Regions from separate parts of the Mus musculus genome. Here region 1 is linked to region 2. A link is a contact called in ENCODE Hi-C data. All regions are on one chromosome and are shown on one strand. The core of a region is the stretch at or near the end of the contact, and the rest is flanking DNA. Distances in the headings are between cores, read along the strand shown.

Region 1 (5,590 bases), core at 2,533-5,032, 210 kb before region 2:
TTCAGCAAGTGTGTGTTTACGGGGAGTCTGGGAGTTGGGGGGGCATCAGGACCTCAGCCTAGAGAATCTTTGCAACTTCCTGTCTAGAGCAGAAGGGAAGGAGGGAGAGGAAGACCAACATGAGGAGGTGACTGGACAGGGCTGGAGGCTGCTTTACAAACTTCAGGCCATTGGTGGGCTCAGGTCCCCTCAGGGAAGATGGTGACTTTGCTTTCTAAGTCCAAGGACACCCAAGAGGCCACTCTGAGGGCAAAGACAGCTGACAACCAGTAAGTGGGTCTCACCTGTACCTGACTAGCCTTGGGGCCCTGTACTGGGAGACCATTCCGGTTAATGCCTGGCTCTCCCTGCTGCCTGACCACTCTGTTTCAACTTCGGCAGCACCACACTCCGCCCTGCCTGGCTTGCAGTCTTGTTGTCCGCTCCGACCAGCACCACCCGACCAGCACCACCCGCCTGTGCTGCCTTCCCGGCCAGGTCTGCCGCTGCGCCTCAGTGGCCACTGGATCAGCGTGAGCTGTGAAGCAAGGCCAGCGGTGCTGTTCCTCGTATGGGCTTCAGGTTGAACGACCATCAACTTTCCTGGGAAGGGTGCTACCATCATTTCTCTGACCCTGCCTGCCGCCAGACTACCTTCACGGTGTTTGCAGCTGGCCACTACTCCAGAGGCAGCCCGTCCCCCAGGGTCCACGGTGGCACTGAGCTGATGTTTGAGGTTACTCGGGTCCATGTGACCCCCATGGACCAGGTCACTACAGACATACTCCACTGCTCCAAGCCAAGCAGCTGTGGTGGCCCAGGGTTCTGGTCAGTAAATACTGAGAGGGATGTCACAGCCACCAACGGGTGCCTGCCCTTGGGCATCAGGCTCCCACATGTAGAGTATGAGCTGTTCAAAACGGAACAAGACCCCCATGGGCAGAGCCTGCTCTTCATTGGACAGAGGCCCACAGATGGATCCAGTCCTGACACTCCTGAGAAACGTCCTATCTCCTTCCAGCCCCACCCCCCTCTGCAAGAGGCAGGCCCAAGAAGCCCCCAGACCCTCACAGCAGGCCTCCAATGCAGAAGCTCTCTATTGGGTGGGCACCGTATCTTCCTGTCATCTCTCTCCCCATGCTACTCCTGACTCAAGGACTGGCCCTCTTTGAATGGCTATGACATCAGCCTTTAACTTCCGGGTGGCCCCTTGAACACTGTATGGCTCTCCTACAAACACCCACCTGGCTCTGTATTGTCACCACATTACAGGGGAAGGTCAGCCCTTCTCCGTTGCTCTATCTTGGATGGACACATACGACCCTGCCACTTCTAGTCTAGCCTGTATTCAGGGGTACAGACCACAGACCTGGATATGGCTGCAAAACGTGGTTTCTAAAACCCTACTGCTAGTTTTAATCCTGTCGCTGAGGTTGGTGTCAGTCTACCGGCCCTTCGTCACCTTGGGTATTGAGACAGAGAGAACATTGTCTGATGGTGCCCAAGGTGCTTCCTTCCGCTTGGCCAGGTTCTGGGTTGCGGTGTAGAGATCATTAATTTGAATTTAGCAATACAAACTCAAGCCAGGGCATGAATTAAAGATGCAGCTTGGGGCTTTCAGTGCTTCTCAGCTCTCTGGTAAAGGCCTTGTCTCTCTGGGGCCAGCCGGCTTTCTTGAGTTCTGCCTGTTGGCATCTTTGGGCATCTGCCTTTGCTTCTGTAAGTCAGACCTCAAGCTGGCAACACAGCACACGGATAAATCCGGTCCTCAAGGGCCACAGAGCATGGAAAGAGGGCTTGATCTGAGCTGAGACCTTGGCCTCTCCCCGCAGGCTGCGGCCTCTAAGTCTCCCTCGCCCACGCCTAGCGCCTGCAAGCTTAGGGCTAGCCAAGCGGGGGCATAGTCCACGGAGGAAAGTGCATCTCTGCCTTTGGAAACTAATTAATACTAATGATAGCTGCAGCACAATGTGCTCTGTAATTAGCCCTGCATCTTCTTCCAGAATCTGCTGCTGTCAACAGACGGGGAGGAACACAGCAAGCATCTTCGGGACTGCCCCAGGGGGAGGTCAGGGCCATGAGGCTGCATAGCAACATCTGGAGGCAGGACCCAGCAAGCCTGACCCCCCCAATGTCCCCACACCGCGATGCTAATATAGCGGGTTCTCATCCGCTCAGGGGTGCTGTCATCACGGTGGGGACCCTGCTCATAGGCCTAGGTGTCCGTCATCTGCACACTGCGAGATTAACTGGTGTCCTAGTGGGCTCAAGGGTTTTCAGGGCTGTGAGACACTTGTCCCCAGCTCCTTCTGCCTCCTCCCACCCGTGTCTCTTATCACAGATCTTGAACAATCCTATATGAGGCTAATGATGCATGCAGAGGAAAGCCCTTGGCCTCTCCGAGACAGTGTGTGGTTCAATCAGGCCAAGGAGACTGCTCTAACTTATTATCCATTCTTCTCTGGGAGAGGGGAGGGGGGAAGGCACCAAGTTAATATTCTCTGTGGGTCTCAGACAGCTACGAGTGTTCCTGGCATATTTACCAAAGTACAAGAAATAATTAGATTATTTACAGTCCTGGACTACATGGCAGTAGGGAGGGAGGTTAGCCCTGTGGGGATGACAGTAGGTGTCGAGGACACAGCCATGGCTGAGCGAGCCTCTGAGGCTTGAAGCAACCATGCCAACGTTCATCATCAAATTTAAATCTTTTAATAAAGTTAAACAGCCTGAAAAATGTTCTCACTGGTTATTAAAGTCAACCAACGGGACTATAGTTCCAAAGAAAAGACATGTGGGAGAGAGGAGAGAGGAACAAAGCAGGGGTGAAGCCCAGCCTGCTGCGTACTCCCAATACCCCCTCCCTCATCCCTCCATTGTGCCTCCTATACGGAGCACCGAAGCTCTGGCTGTCTGCAGCAGCGTCCAGCCAAGGCTCCCTACACCCCAGATGTGTCTGCCTCTCTGTTTCTTGATTGCAGAAGGGGGCTGGCTGGGGATCTCTGCCACATGTCCTCCCTCGGCACTTTCATTCAAGTCTCAGACTGAATACTATCTCCTCAAGAAGACTAGCATTAGTGCCTCCCCCCAAAACATCACCCCCCCCCCTCTCTTCCACCCACCATGGCCACATGTTGATCAGTGTTAGAAGGGCTTTTAATTCATTCATGTCTATCTTCTAGACAATGTAACCCCATCTCAGCATCTTCCCGGTGGGCTCAGAAATGCCTGGGGCCGGGTGGAAAGGGCCTGAGAACATAGGTGACTCTTGAGGATACAGGGACTGGTGAAAGCCAAAGGCCACTTGTGGCCTCCCTGGTGGGAAAGACTGAAGCAGTTTCTCTGTAGCTTCCATATGGAGACATGTGGGCACAGAGAGGGGCTTGGCACAGGGCTTCACAGTAAGCAGAGGCTTGGGTCAGCTAGATCCCGGCTGGGGACAGAGGTCAGGGCGTTCTAGGAGGAATGTGGGGGCTTCTTGCTGTAACAGGGAAGGTCATTTGGAATGGCTCAGCAGGTCCTGTGCTACCTGGTTACATACGCTAAATCAGAGGGTGCTTCCGGGCTGGGCTTCGTTCGCTATGCCCACTATGGAGAGAGCTGACAGAAGAAAGCCTCTTTTAGTGAGGAGAGAAGTGGTGGGCAGAGGCCAGGGCCTCGAAACCCCCAGGCCTTGCCACCCTGGCAGAGAGAGAGACCCAGAAGCATTCTCCTTGGCAGAAGGGAAGAGCCTAGTCTCGGCTGTGAAAAAACAAAACAAAATTAATGTTCTCCACTGTGTGTGCAGTCACGTTGACAGGGAGGCAAAGCCCGTGCGGTTGATAATTTCACAGTGCAAGTCCCAGGAGAGCAAAAGAGCTTTTTTTCTTTTTAATAAAAAGTTTAGATTGTACACAGCTCTCGGAGGCCCGTTAGCTACCAGACTCTGCCTAGCAGAGGCCGTTGTTTCTTTGCTTTTCTCTAAGCGAATGTGTTTAATCTCCCAGCGGTACCACCGAGCAAAGAAGCAGTGTGTGTGTGTGTGTGTGTGTGTGTGTGTGTGTGTGTGTGTGTGTGTGTGTGTGTGTGTGCTGCTGACGCTCGCTCGGCCTCTCCGTGTGTCCTCTCCTGGGAGCCAGGGTGACTCAGGCTCTGGCTGGAGCCTCTGACGCAGGTGGAATTGCATTAGGGCCCTGGCAGGGGCTGGTGCAGGGCCATTAGTCACTGATGAGGGCTGGGGGCAGGGGTTGTTCCCACTTACAGAGGTGGGCTTCGGGTGGCAGCCGTCCACCTCCCGTCTGCTCAGAGCTAGTCACCTGAAGAGATGGAAGACCCACTTCCACAAAGGGCAGAAATCATCCGTCCACACTGGAGGACTCTCCTATAGTCCAGGCAGCCCCCTCCTCCATGCCAGCCATTCTGTGGTCATCTCTGTTTTCTCACAGAGCTCAGCCCACTCCTTCCGGCTCCTTCAGCCCCTGCTCAGCTGGGTTGTCGCCCCCTACATCTCCATCACACATTTATCAACAACATCCTGTTTATTCACTTGGATCTCCAGAACAGCAGACCTCCTGTCAGGGCCCCTGCTGGGCCTCCCGCTTGCAGTGTCACCTGGCCCTGCAGGCGGGAGCTTACCAAACACTGGCTGAATGGGTAAATGCCGCCCGCATCCTGTCTGGAGGCTCAGGATGGGCTATTAAGTATCTACAAGGCACACACTGGCTTTAAGCACTCTCCATACTGCTTTTTCAGAAAGAATGGACGGAGCCAAACGCAGACATAAGACCTGGAGGACACTTGGCTCTCTTGGGGTAGTTGGTTTTAGAGCATCGAGGGTAACTCCTGTCTCAGATCAGGAGGCCACGGGACCTGACACTGTCCCAGGCACCCCAAGGGACCGAGAGGTCCTGAACCCCTTGAAAGAGCCATAGGTCGGTCAAGCCTCCTGCCCTGGCCCTGAAGGCCTGCCCCACAGCAGGTGACTGGCAGAGGGCTCTAGGCCATCCAGCCCCCAATTAGAAAACCAACAACACTGTGCAGACTTGTTGAGGGGGGCCTCCTCCCAGTGTGTTGCCCTTCCTAGGGGGCATTTAATAATTGATATCTTAGTCCTGGGGTACCTTTTAAATCTCTTAGACTAAGGGGAGAAGTAACAAGCAAAGGAGGTCTTGTTTGTTAAAAGAAATGCAAGACACCTCAGGAGGGAGTCCGGCTTTCAGACTCTGAGCTGAAGAGGGTCAGGGCTCTGTTCCTCTCCCTCCACTTCCTTCAGAAGTTCTAGGCTAAGTAGAAAGGGAGAAGAGAATGTGGCCAGCAAGATGGGAGTGAGACTGAGGCTGGGATGGATAGGTAGTAGCTCCTCCCTGACAGTAGGCCTTGGAGAGCTGAATTCGTAGGTGGTCAGGATAAGGCTCAGAAGCAAGCTCATGTGTCACAGGTCTGGGCTTAGAGAACTGGCTGCCTGGCCAGCTTACAACAACAGAAGAGCAGAAGGGCTGGGCACAGGGCATCTTTGCAGTGCTTCTAAGTGTGTAAATTAAGGAGTTGTGTCCAGCTAGAGCCAGAGAAGAACCAAACATTCAACCCCTTGGAGTCAGCGACAACCAGGAGCAGAATTATCATACTGAGAATG
Region 2 (5,739 bases), core at 1,006-3,505:
TTGCTTCGGGACCGCTGCAGAGGCAGCTCCTCTGGGGACTTTTGGAGTGTCCTTGTAAAAGCAGCCTAGTAAAGAACTTTTATTCCCCTGTCATCTGGCTCCTCTCAGGTATTTCCCTCACCCTTTCCCTAATTCAGAAACTGTGAAAATGTAAACTGTGTGTTGGTCTTTGACAGTAGCTAGAGTCATAAGGTTGCTTTAATGTGGACATGTCCAGGGATTCGGTGGGTGGTGTAGGGACCGATGCCTGAGGTACATGGATACTGGTTATACTTTAGACTCAAAAATAAAAAAGAAAGAAAGAAAAAAGGAAAGAAAGAAGAAAGATAAGAAAAGAAGCCATACTTTTAACGAGAACTTTCTACAGATTCCATTGATTTGGGGAGTTATGTACTCTACATTGGCTTAAGTACACAGAACTTAGATTTCCTAGTTTTGAATTTCAGATGAACAAAAGGATGCTGTACAGTTTAAACATTTTTCATTAATTAATGATTCTGTGTTCTGTAAACGTTTGATTATGGGTCTGGACCTGTTTCTGCCCTGCTCTGTGTTCTCTGGTTTGAATACAGCGAAGTGGTGGGGAGCCCGTGGGACACAGGAGCTTCTTCCTAAAAACAAACTTCAAGGTCATATACTGAATTTCCTGTTACACGGGATACCCCTGCAGGTCCCCAAATTCTATTGATCTTGTTATTCAAGAGGAAAGGAAGGCGTCTATGCGGTGCCAAAGAGACTAGGAAAAATGTAAAGAACTCAAATACCCAGCACAGGCAACATCTGGGCTACTGTAGCACAGAGTTAATTCATTAAAGTTAGAGACACACGATTAAAAACAAAGCCAGAAGCTGTCCCGCTTTGTGTGTGCTGCGTGTCTACAGTAAGAACACGAGGCACGCTGCAGGGCCTCTGCAGCAAAACAAGCTTCTACTGCTCAGGTAATGGAAACTTATCAAGTCTGTTGGTCTAAAAGGAGGGAAAATTATTCTCAGCTAGAATCTTGGATCCTTTATAGAGCATAATTTTCTAGAAAGAAGAGCAAAAACACCAGGCAGTCATGACACACGCCTTTAATCAGAGCACTCGGGAAGCAGAGGCAGGCAGATCTCTGATTTTGAGGTCAACCTGGTCTACAGAGTGAGTTCCAGGGCACTCAGGGCTACACAGAGAAACCCTGTCTCAAAAAACAAAACAAAACAAAACAAAACAAAACAAAACAAAAAAATCCCACAAACAAAAGACAAATAATAAAGATAAAAATAACTATTTAGTGTTCTGAGGTAGAATCTAGGTACTGAAATGAAATTGTTCACTTATGACAAGACCAGCCTCCTATCAAGACTGTGGCTACAAGACAGCTGCTGGGGGGGGGGGGGGGAGTTCTGTTCCTGGGTGGAGCCTTGGGATCAATACTCAGTACTGCAGAAAAAGAAAAAAGAAAAAAAAAAAAAAGAAAGACTGTAAGACCCCAGCCTGTTCACTGTACACATTATAATTATCCATCATTTAGAATGAGCCTCTCTGATATAAAAGGATTAAACCACCGTCCCTTTATGTCACCTTGAACTGCATGTGCCTCTGCCCCCAAGTGAGTGGGTGGCCTGGACCACCATGCCTTAGACCAAATTTGTGTAACTGCTATACAAACTATTTTTCAAGCTTCTATTTTGTTCGTGGTAACAACAGAGTTTTTGAAGGGCGTTCTGGCTCCCTGCCCGTTCCATGGTGCTTCCTCTAGCCCCTAAAGGCCTTGCTTTGGGTCTGGTGGTATTTGAGGGCCTACACCCTCCCAACCCTGCGGTTTGAGCTTCCCCTGAAAAGGTTTAAGCCTAGCCTTCCCATCAGATGTGTTCCATACTTTTCTCCCTCCGAGGATGTCACAACGTCAGGGCACACGGGTTTGATGCCATTTCCACCCAAGCCTCTGCCTGTTCCAGCGTGGCCCAGGTTAGCTTGGATTGCTATGTTCCTAAAAGCACACGGCAGCAAGCCTGTCGACCACCTTAGAAACTGTGGACCCAGCGTTTCTCCCTAACCATGCAGACTGCCCTGAACAGACAAGAGGTTCCCCACAGGGCTAGCAGGCTGGCGAGGACCGCGGAGGAGGCTGGGGGGGGGGGGGGGGAGCAGTCTCCGGAAGCGCGGGCGCCCCTCTCCTGTCCCGGGGGCCCCAGGCGGGGGCGGCGATGACGCGCGGGATGACGCGGGCCATGCGGAGGGCGGCAGACGTGGCGGGGGCGGGCGCGCGTCCGCCGAAACGGCAGGGGGACGACCCCAAGGCGGGCGCGCGCCACACTCAGCCCTCCAGCAGGGCCCGCGCACAGGTTAGGGGGCACACAGGGGACCCGCTTGCCTCCACCGTGTCGCCAGACTTGACTCCTGACGTCTATGTCCTGCGGGTGAAGCTGGAGGAGACTGGGGAGCTGTTCCGCGTGGCCAACTGCCGCAACGACATGACAGTGCGGGAGCTCAAAGAAGAGCTGGACCTGATGGTCGGCATCCCCTTCAACCTGCAGCGGCTGCATTTCCTGGACCGAGGTGGCCCCTGCCCGACCCCTTCCCGCACCCCATGAGCTCCTCCCACTCAATGGCCCCCCCCCCCGGCCCACTCCTGCCCTGGGTCCCCATGACACTCGTAACTGCCAGAGAATCCAAGGTGACCAAGTCAAACCCAACCACTCGAGCCCCATCTAGAACGGCCCCTTGGAGCGCTGGCCACTCAAGGGCTCCTAACTCCAAGCACATGGGTGGGTGTCTTATTAACCCCAAATATATAGGTGAACCTCATTCACAAGCATTGTGTCTGTCGCAGGCTGTGGTCTGCCAACCTTGAGCAAGTCCAGGCTGCTCAGAACCTCAACTCTCAAAACCACAAGACCTTCTGGGCAGCCTCTTGTCTTCCTTAGGGAGCCCAGGCCCCCAAGACAACCATGTCTACCTAAGACTTCACTCTTGAAACAAAACTAGGTCTTAGTAGACCCTACCACTACCAAATCGAGGACAGGCCTTTCCCCCCATGAGAACCTGGATCCAAACCAAACCCTAAGTGGTGGATACCAAATTCTCTAGTTAGCCTGTCTATGCGAGCATTTCAGAAGCTGGGACAAACCTTGTTGGCCTCAGGTCCCCAAAGGCAGAGGACATCTGCCTAAGATTGAACCCCAAATCTCCAAGCTGAAAATAACTAGCTCAGAGCCCCAACCCTAAAACTCAAACCAACCGTGTCCATACATGTCTGCACAAACACAGAAGAAGCCATCTGGACCTGGGACCCTCAAGACCCAGGACAAAGTCGACCAAGACTGAACTTGGTTTCTAGGCTAATGACCACTGCCTCGGGAACCCATGTCCTCCATCCCCACTGGCTATCCAGAGATACTAAACAAAATCCTACCCACCTTAGGAAACCCCAAATCCAGGCCAAGCATGACCAGATCTATTTTAGGTGACCCCAAGATTCCATCAACTGTGTCTACATAGAGATGCTAGAACTCAGATCAAACTTTCCCCTCCTGGAACCCCAAACCCAGAATAAAGCTGAGTGCCCAGATCTCATTCCCACACCAACCGCTACCAACACCGCCCCCCAACTCATACCAACTGTATATTCTCTCAAGGGTGTTAAAATTCAAAACAAAACCTGCCAATCCTACAACCCCAAGCCCAGAACACAGCTACTCAAGGTTAAACCCCCAAATCTCTCAGGCTAACCACTACTGCAGCTCCCCAAATGCCTGCTCACTTAACTCTGCATACAGAGATACTAAAACTCAAAATGAACCTTGCTTATCCTGGAACCCCAAGCCCAGAACAAACATGAACCCAGGTTTGAACCTCAAGTATCTAGGCTAGCCATCAGTCTCTTAGGAACCCAAGTACCCCACCCACTCACTCATAAGGATATCAAAAGTAAAACAAATACTTCCCACTTGGTACCCCCAAATCCAGGATATACCTACCCAAGACTGAACCCCAAAATCTTCAGACTAGCTCTCACTACTTCAGAACCCCAAATCCTATAGCAGCTGCATTTACACGAGGACACTGAAACTTCAATCCTTTACCTACCTTAGGACCCACCCCAAACCAAAACAAGCCTGACCAAATCTGAGCCCCAAGTCCCCCAGGCTAAAAACATATGACCATCAGGACTGGCTATCCTCCATGGCTGTTTCCACACAAGGATACCGAAGCTGAGACAAACTGCCCACCTCAGGGTCCCACAGTCGGTCCACACACTGCTATGTCTGACCCTCATATCCTCTAGCTGCCCCTGGCCACACCAGCACCCTGAATCCCAGAGCAGACTCCACCCACATCACAAGCATCAGCACAGAGCCTATGTACCCAACTCTGAGACACCCCTCCCCCCAGCTATCACCACTCACCCGACCCCAGTCTACATAAGTATGCTAGATCCCAACACGGACCTTGCCCACAGCTGGACACCCACATCCAAACCCAGCTCTGTCCACCTCTGAAAGCCAGCCCTCAAGCTCCAAGCTCCCCATGAGCACAGCAGGACCCCAGTCCAACCCAAGTATCCTCATAAAGGCTCCAGGGATTAGATGAGTCAAGCCCACGCGAGAACCCCCAGAGAGTGAAGTCAAGCTTGCTTCTCTTTGATTCCCCACCCATTTGCTCACGAGTACCTCAAAGCTGACACCAGCTGTGTCCCCGTGAGGAAATGAAGGTTCAAACCATCCCTGACTCCCGAGGACCCCCAAACTCAATACATATCAACTAGCCAAGCCTATCATATCAGAGCCCCAAGTTTAGAGCAGACTCTATCACTAGCAAGACCCTAAATCTCCAAGGAGAGCTATCTGATTCCTCCCAGTTGCTTACCAACCAGAGCTGCCCAAAACAAGTCCATCCAAAGACCCCCAAATCCTGCCACAGATTCCTCCAAAACCAGAAACCCCAGCCAGATGGCAAGACTTGCTCCCATGAGAACCCCAAATACAGAGTAAATCCTGCTTTCATCAGGACCCCAGAACTCAAAGCAAGCCATGACCATTATTATTAGACCTCCCCCCCCAATCTTGACACTAACCTAGTCTGTCTCTGAACCCCAAGTTGCAAGCTGTGACCTTCCCCACACTCGGGGCTCACAGGGAGCCCTGCAGATTCCTTTCAGTTCTCTTGAATCTAGACCCCCCACGAACCCCATATCTAGACAAATTCCATGGGGAGGCACCCAGTGGAAACCAGAGGCTCTTCAGCCTGTCTACCCTTCCCTCAACCTGAGGACATGGCTGCCCCTGTCCCCATTCCCTATAATGTTTAGGATATGAGAACAGGATCAAAGACCCTTGGTTGGGCTCCATCATCTCCCCACCCGATGGAAATCAATGCAAAACACTTCAAGAAAATGAAGATTAAAAAACAAAAAACAAAACAAAACAAAACAAAACCCTCTGAGCTGCCCGGGGAATGTGAGCAGCCGGTATCCTGGAGACACTGCAGAGTCCTGCAGGGCCTGGGAGCGATGGAGACAGCTCTGAAAGCAACCTGTCCCCACGCTCTGCTTTCTCAGGCACTGGCTGTCCTGGGCTCAGTCTCCTAATCCGGAGAGCAGAGCCCCATTAGCTCTAGAATTCTCTGTGCTGTTCCCCAGTGGACAGGAATGACTCTGCAAACTGTGCAGGCAAGGCCAAAATACTCTTCCTCGACACTTTCAAAAATAGGTTAAATGTTTTCCATGGCACATGTGTTTTCTTACAGTAGTTGAAAGAT

Evidence for each region. A loop is a pair of places that touch in the nucleus more often than their neighbours do.
Region 1: a loop to region 2 is called in a map of heart, with 2.3 times the contacts of the local background. The contact joins the enhancer-like site here to the promoter of Ankrd60 in region 2. A Hi-C loop is called at or near these places in 5 of 37 maps with a recorded cell type or tissue (adrenal gland, heart and left cerebral cortex).

The regions. Positions count from the first base shown.
Region 1 is chr2:173,788,976-173,794,565 of GRCm38, reverse strand. It overlaps the pseudogene Gm14371. Among named protein-coding and RNA genes, the nearest start is that of Vapb, 54 kb to the right of the region's middle. Within about 2 kb of position 3,782, at least 1 of the 3 ENCODE cell types and tissues checked has a DNase peak (open chromatin) inside an H3K27ac peak, as active enhancers do; it is heart, where a contact is called at or near this core.
Region 2 is chr2:173,574,789-173,580,527 of GRCm38, reverse strand. Ankrd60 (ankyrin repeat domain 60) reads left to right here and starts at 2,255. Exons shown (of 4, transcript NM_027303.2): 1 at 2,255-2,538. The coding sequence starts at 2,454. It also overlaps the pseudogene Ppp4r1l-ps.